Linked DNA regions of Homo sapiens: region 1 is linked to region 2. A link is a contact called in ENCODE Hi-C or POLR2A ChIA-PET data. All regions are on one chromosome and are shown on one strand. The core of a region is the stretch at or near the end of the contact, and the rest is flanking DNA. Distances in the headings are between cores, read along the strand shown. Region 1 overlaps TTC12 (tetratricopeptide repeat domain 12). Region 2 holds the start of DRD2 (dopamine receptor D2).

What was found. A loop is a pair of places that touch in the nucleus more often than their neighbours do. ChIA-PET counts read pairs that join two places held with the same protein, here RNA polymerase II (POLR2A).
Region 1: a map of mammary epithelial cell shows a loop between it and region 2 (1.8-fold over the local background). The contact joins the enhancer-like site here to the promoter of DRD2 in region 2. A Hi-C loop is called at or near these places in 1 of 168 maps with a recorded cell type or tissue (mammary epithelial cell). POLR2A ChIA-PET finds 5 or more read pairs at or near these places in 1 of 52 experiments (Caco-2).

Annotation. Positions count from the first base shown.
Region 1 is chr11:113,342,770-113,348,295 of GRCh38, reverse strand. It overlaps TTC12 (tetratricopeptide repeat domain 12), which reads right to left. Exons shown (of 22, transcript NM_017868.4): 13 at 3,856-4,024. Among named protein-coding and RNA genes, the nearest start is that of TTC12, 31 kb to the right of the region's middle. RefSeq lists an enhancer at 3,126-4,325. Within about 2 kb of position 2,140, at least 2 of the 41 ENCODE cell types and tissues checked have a DNase peak (open chromatin) inside an H3K27ac peak, as active enhancers do; they include mammary epithelial cell, where a contact is called at or near this core.
Region 2 is chr11:113,473,985-113,480,027 of GRCh38, reverse strand. DRD2 (dopamine receptor D2) reads left to right here and starts at 4,630. Exons shown (of 8, transcript NM_000795.4): 1 at 4,630-4,952. LOC105369501 (a long non-coding RNA gene) reads left to right here. Exons shown (of 6, transcript XR_948024.2): 4 at 455-570; 5 at 2,829-2,922; 6 at 4,175-4,499.

The sequences.
Region 1 (5,526 bases), core at 891-3,390, 130 kb after region 2:
AGGTCACTTCCAGGACATTGGCTTAGGCGACTGGATAGGTGGAGATACCCTCTGTGAAGACAGGAAATTCAGGTAGATGAACTGGTGTGAAGACCCAATTTTGATTTATTAAGTCGATGATACTTGTGGATGTTGTGATAGAGATGTCCAGTGGCAGAAGGGCGTTTTCATCTCACACTCAACAGAGTGAGACTTACACCCTTTGCCTCTTGACGAAAGCCATGGATGGGAAGAGGGCCAAGGGTAGGATCCTGGGGTCCCTGACTTGGAAGGGTGATAGCATAGGGGGGCTTGCAAAGGAAACCACAAAGGAATAGCCAGGAGGTAGGAGAGGGGCCAGGAAGGATGGTGTCCTGACAATCACTGTGATGGAGTTTCCAGAAGAGTAGTGATCAATAGGACCAAATGCCACAGGGCAGAGAAGGGCAGGGACTTTGACCTTGACATCTTTAAGAAAGACAGATGACAGGCCATCAGATTGGGCTTTTGGGAATATGAATTCCAGTCACCCACATCTATGGTGCTGGATCTATTTAGCCACTTATTCTAGGAGTGGTCTGGAGGCCAAATCATCAAAGGAATGATGGAGGTAACAAGGATGCTTAACCTGGAATATATCAGTATTTTCAGATATCTAAAGTACTGGAAAGCTGGGAGGAGTCTGGGCCTGGGCCTCAGTGTATGGAGGCAGAATCAGCCCCAGAATAGTACGGGGCAGGCAACTTGTGCACAGTGTAAGGAGATAATTTATCTCAATCAGAACTGTCTTGAAATGGACAGTTGGCTACCTTGGGAGGTGAGATCCACAGCCTCTCGCTAATTGGGGAAAGACTTCCTCCACTCAGTCTATTAGCTGCGTTAGTGCCCATCCCGAATCAAATGGAGATTAAAAATAATGAAAACTGCTGGCATCTCCCCTGGAGGGCACCATGCACAGGCTGTATGGGGGTACGCAGAGGACATCTATGCTGAGTGGGGCTTGACTGGATGGTTTCTAAGGGCCCAGGTGACGCCAAGCTTCTGCAAATCCCTAACATCTTCAGGAATGGATTCCAGTGCTCCTGCTGTCAAAAATAATTTATTTGTTTTACAGTTAGTTCAGATTCATCCTTCACCAATTTAAACCTATTTTCTTCGGTCTTGAAGATGACTGCTAATGAACCTGAATAGCACAGATGAGACAACAGTCTAAGACCATCTTGGCTTTGTCCTGGCAGACATAAGCAGCTAGGCCCCCTCACTATGTGACAATGCACACATCCTAACTGGACTCAGCACCTAGAGAGGACGGTGTGTCCCTTTCTATTTCCTCACATACCCTCTTTTTTGGTGGCAGATTTTCTGCTCTGCTGATAAGCAGCTGTCTCTGTGAGTGAACCACAGGTGAGAAAATGCTTTCATGTAACTAATAAATGCAAGGTTACTTCAGTTTAGGACCCTAAACAATATACCCTAAGAGAAAATGATTATAAAAATATTATTGAGCCCTTATCATACCATGTGTCAGGCTTAATTGATGTTAGTTGCTTTTTTTTTTTTTTTTTCTGTAGCAGATGCTGTTTGCTGGCTAACCTCACAGATATTCTCCATTCCCTTCTATTCTTCCTAACTCTACTACAGAAGAAGTTGGGACCATTTTTTTTCCACTAGGGGTAGCATGTGACACAATTCTGTCCAAAGAGAAATAGGCAGTAGGTTTTCTTGATAAAAGGGACCGATCCAGCTGGTATTGACCTGTCTTAAAGAAGGATGTGAAGCTTGGAGTTGCAGCAAGAGGGAAGGTATGACCATGTGAGGAAGGTCAAGAGAAGGGCAGAGACTTGGACCTCGACGTCTTTAAGCCACCGCACCAATAGCTGCTATCTTTAGTCTCATTTTATTAGGTGACAAAACAAGCCAGGCTTTATTTTGCTTAAGCTCCTTTTGCTCAAGTATTCTGCACAATGCAGCAGAAAAAATTCAACTGCATCACCCCCCGTGTCATCATAAGTGAGTGATGCAGATGAGATGCCGGGGCCTGTCCATGCTAAATAACTTTCCTGGGTCACACAAGCAGAGACATGCAGGGAATTGAAACTCAGTACGCTTAAGACTAAAACCCAGCACTTTTTACAAAATGACACTGGCCCTTGGCCAGCACACATTCATGCCTTCAACCTCTTCTCTGAGGATAAACATTGTGGGAGGAATGTGATACGTGTGCTGCCGTGACGGTCAAGGGGCTATGTGCAGCAGCCCTGTCTTGCTTCAAACTGCCTCGTTTCATCACAGAGAACCCATTCTGTCTGGTTCAACTGGAGATGAACGTTAAGGAGGCTAGTGGGCATAAAAGTAAAAAGCTGAGGTTTCTCTGACTATCTTAGAGAGAGTAGGCAGGACCACCCGAGGTGATCATGAACGCCACTCTCCGAGACACTGGAAAAATGCACATTGAAGCTCAAGCAATTCAAAGATAGCTTGAGGGGAAAAGCTCATGATAGCTATAGCTACATTTACTCAAAGAGACAAAAACAATATTAAAAAAATACGATGAAGGTATCGAGGAAATGACTGCAGAGTCATTTGAAATGTGAAATGTGCTTTTGGGGAATTGAACTCCACTAACAATCTGCATCTGCCGTGCAGGCTGAGCTTCAGTGGGTTGCCAAAGCCTTTCCTGGGAGCCACTGAGGCTGCGACTGGGCCTGGAAGGGGAGCCGTAGGCAAGGCTTAATAACCATCCTGTCACGGCACACATGGACCTACATACCAAATTGGACAGTGTGGGAGGGCTCAGCAGGGTCCCAAAAAGATCTGGAAGGAACAGGAGCCAGTTGTAGCAGGTTTGGCTCCTTTTCCCACTGGGAACACAGAGCGGAGCTGGGTCCTCAGAACAGTACCTGGGGGCCAGCCTAGTTGGGTGAGATTCCCTTGGTTCCTTGCTGCAGTTCTTCCTGCCCCATGAGTGACATGAGGTAATAAAGCTTACCTTGCCTACCCCGCAGGATGAGGGGAGATAAAACAAAATAGCAGTGAATGAAAAAACTCAGAAGGGTCATCTCCTGTTTTTAGATTGTGTGAGAAACATTTATAAAGCAAGCTACAATAATTGCCACTATTTCTGTTAGATTGAACCACATAAAATGGCTGGCATGCAACCTTTTAGATCTAATAAGTGGCAATTTCATATGTTCAAACTAATCATGTAAAGATAAATAAACTGAAAACTTAGTAAGATAAAAGTAAATAAATACGTAAAACAAGTGAGCAAAATAACAAATAAATAAATGATTTAAAAAATAAACTAATAAATTATAAAGGACGGGGCAGAATCACTGTGGTTCAGTAATCTTTCTAGAAAGTCTACTTAGGGTACACACATTCTATGCCCATAGTCTTACACTTTGGAAAGACCTCCATGCAACAGTATTTGAAATGTTTTATTTATTCATACTCCATCTTGTTCCACAAAGGGTTTAAGGACACGTAGAATAAGACAGGATTACCTCAAATAAGAATGAAAGAAGAAAACGAATGGCAGGAACAGGGTAGAGATAGGACCGAGGCCAAAGACGGAGAAGCAAGTGACCTATTTTAAGGTGGGGCTCCTGATCTGGCTACGGAAGCACTGCCATTTGCACCATTTGTGGGATGGGGACGAGCCAGTTGCTCAGGAGAAGTGAAACCATCCATGGTACCAAGTTCGGACAGGAGTCTGTCCCAGAGGTCCTCATGACAGAGCACTCTTGTCAAAGGCTCTTTCTGTTATTGATCCTTCAAGTCACACAACAGAGATAGGAGGGGAGACAGGCATGCCTGAACTTGTCAAGTGATGACATGAGATGTCCCAGGAAGATCCTGCCAGCAGAGGCTTACCTGGTCAGGTCAAGGTGGTTGATGATCAGGCTCCGTCCGCTCTCAGTCTGGGCGAGATGCAGCAGCAGGGCAAAGCTCTGCTGCCGGATGGCCAGGACCTTGGAGGACAAGAGGGCGGCCAACAGCCTGGCCCTGTCATGGTGTATCACTAGCACACGCTGGTTTTCCTCTGCAAAACACAGAGGTTGTGTGTCTTGTGCATGCCATCATGGCAATTAAACTAGCTCTGTCACCCTCTATCCTAATGGGAAACTCAACTGGTGCCCACTCATTTGAAGGCAGAATAATGAAGTGTAAGAGTGTGGATTCTAGAACCAGACTGCTGGGTCCGAATGCCCAGGGGAGCGACCTTACCAATGAACTCTTGTGCTCCTCGGTCTCCTCATCAGTAAAATGAGGATTACGTTCCTACCTACAGGGACATCATGAGGATTAAATAAGTTAGTACATGACTGTGCCAGACAGGGACTGGCACCCATAAATCAACTGTGTCATTATTGTCAAACTTCCTTGGTGTGTGGTATCTGGAAACACTAGCAAAGGGAAATAAATCAGTTTAATTGTGGAACGTCTTTAGGCCATCAATATTCATACAACGGCTAGAGTAGTCATCTGAGGAAATGTTATCCAGAAAACTAGAATATCACATGAGAGCACTAACGAATAAAGTGTGCCCTCCTTCCTAGAACATAAGCTCTTCCAGGGTGGTGGCAGTCTGGTTCATTTTCTGACCAGGTACATGAATTTGTTTGAAACTGCAGGGTACAGACTGCAGTATGAGGCTAAGCTAGGAAACAGAGCAAACTGGATCTCAAAGGGGTGGGCCCCATCACTTGGACCTCATCACCCTTGGCTTTCTTCCCTCCTGTACTGATTACCCATTTACACACAGCACACGGCATCCAGTAGAAGACACACACCAGGTCTCTTCTAGCCCTGAAAGAGCCAGAGTAACAGGACTACAGGATCCTATGTGTAGCCCACATATCAAACCATGTTTTCGTTGCAAACATTACATCTCAATCCTATACTTCACCTATAATTACTCTTGTCCACGTAAGATAGGATCTACTGATTTCTGAAATGGAAAGGTCCTTGTTGATTATATATTTTGTTCTTATACTAGAAAAGTACCTTGATATAAATAATTCAAACAACACAGAGTTAGTTGATACCCCCTCCGGGTAAGCCCATTCCCCAAAGGAGCTATTATTCACCCCTCATATAAATAATGTGTAAAATATTATACATCCTACCCTGTAATTGGCTTCTCTTCTCAACTCCACAATAGATGACTGACATATTTTCATGTCCTTACTTTTAAGCATTCCCTTGCCCTTCTGAAAAACTGCTTTGCATTTATTGAGTTAGATATATCAAGATTTTATTGACCTGTGATACAGCATTTACATCACAGGTATCTGAAAATATTTTTCAGATGATAAAAAAATGTAACTTTAAGGTTCACAGAAACGATAAATAGGTTCACAGAAAGAGTAAACAGATTGTTATGTCAGATTCACACTGAGTAGACATACCATTGCCAAGTCCTGCCTTCCTCGCCCTCCTGTAGGGGAGTTTGCAAAAACACTGCCCTAAGCTGGTGCAGGGTCTTACACAGAGTAGAAAGGCACCTTGATGATGACAGTAGTCTGGGCATAACTCCCCTTA
Region 2 (6,043 bases), core at 3,381-5,880:
CCTCCAGCCTCTGGCCACCACCAATTCACTCTCTGTCTCTGTAGATTGACTCTAGATACCTCATATAAGTGGCATTGTACAGTATATGTCCTTTTGTAACTGGCTTATTTCACTTGGCACAATGTCTTCGAGATTCCATGAGGTAGCAGGTGTGAGAATTTCTCTCCTTTGTTAAGACCTAATAATATTCCTTTGCATGTAAATACCACATCTTGTTTATCCATGTTGATGGACACATGGCTTGTTTCCACCTTTTGGCTATTGTGCATAGTGCTGCTATGAACATAGGTGTGGAAATGAGGTGTATATTTTTATGACCTCTTCCCATCAAGCAATTAAATTTCTAATATGAATAATTGCACTCTGAGTTATCTGTTCTGTAACTCTGAAGAACTGTGTAACAGAATTTCTTAAAGTGAGTCATCCCTGTATTCTCTTTACTCTTTCAAAATAGGAGGCAGCAAAGAACAAATGTCCATTTCACACCCAGGTGGAAAGGCCCATTAGAGTCTACCAGTGAGGAAATCATTTTCTAAGGGTGATTACACACGCAGATGTCAAAACCCTCAGGTAACTCTCTGCTCTCCTGCCTTGGTTGGACAGTGCCCTGAACTTCTGTCCTTCTCAGAAGATTCTCCCCTTGCCCACCCTTCTCTGGGGTCTACCATCTCGACTACCTTCAGTCCCTTCCCTAGATTATCCTACATGGGGCTGTAGATCCCTCAATAACAACAATATCCAAGAATTCCACACCTCTCTAAGGTTTTCTGCATTTGAGGGATGTAATAAAGTACAAAAGAGATGATTTTTTTTTGCCCCATACTTCCTTTGACCCAGATAGATTGATGTTCTACTGCTCCCCAAGTCATTTGCAAATGGCACAAGAACTAAGACAAAAGAAGAGGATGAGAAAAGAGAAATTCCAAGAGCTTGGAAATGGGGGCTCAGTTTTTATCTACAAAGTGGGTTAAGAAATGGAGAACTGTAACACCATATAGAAGATGTCTATATTTCCTGCGTCACTTCTCCAGTTGAAGTTTTCTGTAAGGGGGGAAGACCCATGGAATATCAATATGTGTGGGCTGTCGTTCCCACTTATTCTTCATGATAGCACTGCAATGTGGCTCTCCATCCCCATTTCACAATCCAGAAAACTGAGCCCCGGAGCCATTCAGAATTTCCCAAGGTTGTGGAGTTTAGATGGGAACAAACTTCTGTGTGACTCCAGTGTTGCTACTGACATGACCCCGCTCTGCCTTCCCCACCTTTCAGATGAGAGCATTTCCCTTGTTTTCTGTGAGATGATTTTTAGAAGGGGACTGTGACAGTCTGTTCTCTCTGGGGGTACATCAGAGTTTGAAGGAGATCAGCAAGGGTCCCCCCTCTTTCTAAGCTGCAGCGAGCAGTTCTTGGAGCTCGGGAGGAAGTTCTAGCTCTCCCTTATTCTCTGTTGGCTTTCTCCTTTGTTTCTCTTACAATGGGCCAACAAAACCCCCATCTGTCCCTAACTCATTTCCTAGCCCTGCCTGAATGTCTTTGCTCCCCCCAATTCATATGTTGAAATCCTAAGCCCCAGGATTATAAAATTAGAAAGTGAGCCTGTAATCCCAGCACTTTGAGAGGCCAAGGCAGGCGGATCACCTGAGGTCAGGAGTTCGAGACCAGCCTGAGCAAAATGGAGAAACCCCATCTCTACTGAAAATACAAAATTAGCTGGGTATGGTGGCGCATACTTGTAATCCCAGCTACTCGGGAGGCTGAGGCAGAAGAATCACTTGAACCCGGGAGGCGGAGGTTGCGGTGAGCCAAGATAGCACCACTGCACTCTAGCCTAGGCAACAAGAGCAAAACTCTGTAAAAACAAAACAAAACAAAACAAAACACAAAACAAAACAAAGGGAAAGTGAGGCCTTTGGGCAGTGAGGAGGTCATGAGGACAGAAGAAGACACAGCCCTCATAAATAGGATGGATGAGTCCCCTTGTAAAAGAGGCCCAAGAGCACTCATCCACCCCTTCCACCATGTGTGAACACAGTGAGAAAGTACCATCTATGAAACAGAAAGCTGGCTCTCACCAGACGCCAACTCTGCCAGCACCTTAATATTGGACTTCCCAGCCTCCAGAACTGTGAGAAATAAATTCTGTTTGTAAACCACACAGTTTACAGTATTTTGTTATATTAATAGCATCCCAGATGGACTAAGACAACCCCTAATACCCACTACTACTTATTTCCTTACAACTTTCAACAATGAAAAGGGTAGAAATAAATGAAAGATTTAGGAGGTACATCAGGTGGAACTTCCTGACTCCAAGGAGGTAAAGAATTCAAAGAGGCTGTTGTAGATCCTTTTTCAGGAAAGCTATAAGGCAAAGGGACACCCTGCCCCCACCCCGCCCACTTGGACTGGGCACACTCCTGCCTAGAGGCAGGGGGAGGCACCAAACGACCTCCAGAGGGCCCTGCTAGCCCAGGAAGCTGGGAGCCTCTGGTGCAGCCGCTGCTTGGCCGCAGATGTTCCCTGTCATCAATCACACAGTGCATCTGTTTGCTGTGCCGCTTGTTTAAAGAGTGAGGCGTTTGCTAATTGAAAACTAAAAGATCCATCCGTCTCACTCACAGCCAGCATGAAATCCACTCAGCCATGTAAGATTGGGGTAAAAAAGGCAGCGCAGAGCTACAGTGTCCTTGGGTGGGTGCACCTTATGGAGCTCATCTTCTTCCTGCTTCTGCCTCCTGATGAACAGGGCTCCCCTCCCCACCCCAGAGCAGCCAGAGATGGCCCATATTACCATTGTCTAACATGTCCTCATCTATTTTTCTCAGTAAAGCTCAGAGATCGTTATTTTTAGTCCCCACTTAAAAATGGAGAAACTGAGACTTCGCGAGATCAAGCAATTTAGGCAAGCCCACACAACAGGTAGGTGACCAAGGCGGGACACCAATCCAGGTGCTCTGGCTAGTCTGACCCATCCCTGAACCTATGTAGAGGTGCTGAGTTGGGAGGTACCAAATATCTCCTTATGTGGATTAAACCTAGGAAAGAATGGTCCAAGGGTATACAAGGGAAACACTGGGATGTCAACCATATCTGTAATGGCTGATCCCTTAAAGGCAATTATGGCAACATTCTAGGACTCCTATTGGTGTAATATCTCCCTATAGAGCCTGCAGGCAAATGGAGGCCAGTCCAGATCAGCAAGATCCAGGGGCAGGAGCTGGGAAGAGTCATGGTGGGGTGAGGTGGGGAGCCCACAGCTTCCTCTGCTCCCGTGCCTCCAGAGATGGCTGCATTTGAGAGAGGTGCTGTTTTGTGCCTCTGGAGAGGGGGACGGTTCAGTGCTGGACTCTGTGGGATTTGCAAGGACACTCCATCTCTCTGGGACTCAGTTCTCCCTTCTGAGGTGAGGCGGAATTGGATGAATGTTAAGGTCCTTTCCAGCCCTCACTTTCTATAATTGTGTGTGTCATTGGAGGAAATGCTGAGATGAAGTTAATCCTTGTGGCCCAGAGAGGCTGGATTCCAGCCATGCAGGGCCGACTCCCTGCTCTGCAGAGTCAGTCCTCTGCCCCTGCTCTTCCCTCTCCCTGGAGTGTTGTGCCACCTTCTCCCCTTGGGAACTGGTGTTGCTCCTTCAATGCCCGGTTCCTGTAAAGTCTCGCTTTTTTGTGCTTCACAGCACCTGTTTAAGCCTCAGTTATTTCCCTGGGGGTCCCCTCTCTGGATTGCCAGGGTGCGGGATCAGGGGCCTGGTTTTCTTTCTGTGTGTGACTTCTGAATCTGACACAGAATCTGGCAAACTGAGGACAGTTGGTAACTAATTGCTGCAGAAGAAAGAAAAGAAAGAGAAAGAAAGAAAAAGAAAGGAAGGAAGAAAGAAAGAAAGAAAGGAAAGAAAGAAAGAGAAAGAAAGAAAGAAAGAAAGAAAGAAAGAAAGAAAGAAAGAAAGAAAGAAAGAAAAGAAAAGAAAAGAAAGAAAAGGAGAGAGGAAGAAAAGGGGAGAAGAACGAGGTTCCTCTGCAGCCCAAATGACAGTGGGCAGGGTAGCAGCGGAACACCCTTCACCACTCTATCTCTTTCTCCCTCTCCCCACTCCCTGCCTCACACACCTCAGTTTGGAGTCAAGGGTGAGCTGGAACCCCTGAGGCCTCCTTTTGCATTTCCATGTCAGGTCAACTCCAAACAGGCTTTTTCCTTTGGATGAGTCCAGCAATAGAACTGACTACATAGATTCCAAGACCTGAAGTCAGAAAACGGATGCGGACCTCTTCCAACACCTCCTCTCCTTGCCTGACTTGCTGGATGGGTGGTGCCTCCCGCAACCCTTGGCTTCTGAGTCCTCAAAGGAGAAGACTGGCGAGCAGACGGTGAGGACCCAGCCTGCAATCACAGCTTATTACTCTGGGTGTGGGTGGGAGCGCAGTGGGCGGTCGAGGGTTGCGTTCCCGCCTCAAAACAAGGGATGGCGGAATCCCCCAACCCCTCCTACCCGTTCAGGCCGGGGATCGCCGAGGAGGTACAGCTCCTTTGGTGGGGGGCGGGGGCGGGGCCTGTCTCAGGGGCGGGGACCGGGGCACCTCCCTCCCGCGCTCCCCGCGCTCGGGCGCCGCAGAGCTGTCCAGCTTCAGTGCCGAACCGGCAGCCTCACGCGCGCACCGCGCCGCCTCCGCCCCGTCCCCGCGCTCCCTCCTGCCCGCCCGCCCCGCGCCCGGCCCCGCCCCGCCCCGCCCCGCCGCGGCCCGTCCACTGCTCCCCGCGGGCCAGAGCCGGCCGAGCTGCTGCCCGCCGGGGCTCTGAACGGCGCGGCGGGGCCGGGAGCCAGGGACCGGCCGAGGAGAGTGGCGGCCCCGGACGGCTGCCGGAGGGGCGGCCGCGCGTGGATGCGGCGGGAGCTGGAAGCCTCAAGCAGCCGGCGCCGTCTCTGCCCCCGGGCGCCCTATGGCTTGAAGGTAAGCACCGGCCGGATGGAGCGGCGGGCGACTCAGTGTCACGGGGAGAGGAGGAGGGACCTCCAAGGGGAGCGAGGCCAGGACCAGAAGTTTGTGCGGCCACTCCTGGCCGCCTGCTCGGGAGCGCCCGCCTGGGATCCGGCTCTGCATGGGCTCCCCGTCGGGCGGGGGCAGAGGGCGTCTGGAGCCCGCGGCTGCTATCCCCTCTCCCTCCTTCTCAGTAGCCTCCTCGCCACTTAGAAGGGAATCCTCTCCCCGAGCACGAGCGGGCGCAGCTGGGGCAGCCTCCCCGCGGGGCGCCCAGGGCAGCACGGCGGAGCCGCGGCATCGGAGGGCGGGAGGGAGGCCGCTCCCCACAATCTCGGGAGGGCACTTCCCCCAGCACCCAAGCGCGAGACCCGGGGCTCGCGGCCAGAGTTTCCGACTTCTTCCGGAGGAAGAAGGGCTGTTTTTGGCAACTCTGTGTTGGTGCGACCTGACCCTTTTCAGTTTCTAAGGCAGAAGCTAAGGATGGGGGAGAGGCAGATTCTGGCTGGATTCTCCCGCTCCCACGGTTGCCGCTGTCCTTGGTCCTGAACTTTCGTTCTCCTTCGCCTTCTCTTGGGTTGACACCTAGTCGGGGAGGGAGGCTTGGGTGCCAGACCCGTTTCTACCCGGCAGTGCAGGCGACGGTGGCGGCAGTAGCGGAGGGTGACCGCCCGGCTCTCGGCCCGGCTCTATGATGGACCGAGAGCCCCTCTAGGGTGGTATGCGGAGACAAGAGACACCTCTAAGCACCAGACAGAGCGCTTCCCTATCCCTGTCTGAGGCGGGCAGCCCTTGAGTGCTTCCTCTTGAAGAGCAGAGGTAAGAGGGTGCGTGTGCGTCTACATAACAGGCTTCACCATGGACACAAGTCACAGCAGTGCAGCTCCGTGGGGACAGGCGCTTGCTCTCAGCCACAAGGAAGCTGTCTGAGCAAGTCACTGTTGCCCCACCTGACACCCCACTACTTTTTTTTCGGTGGCTCTTGAGGTTGGGTGAGGGGGTGAGGGAGTGAGGTGCAAGGCACTTTGTGGATCCCACTCCAGATCCTTCTGCAGATCCAAGCC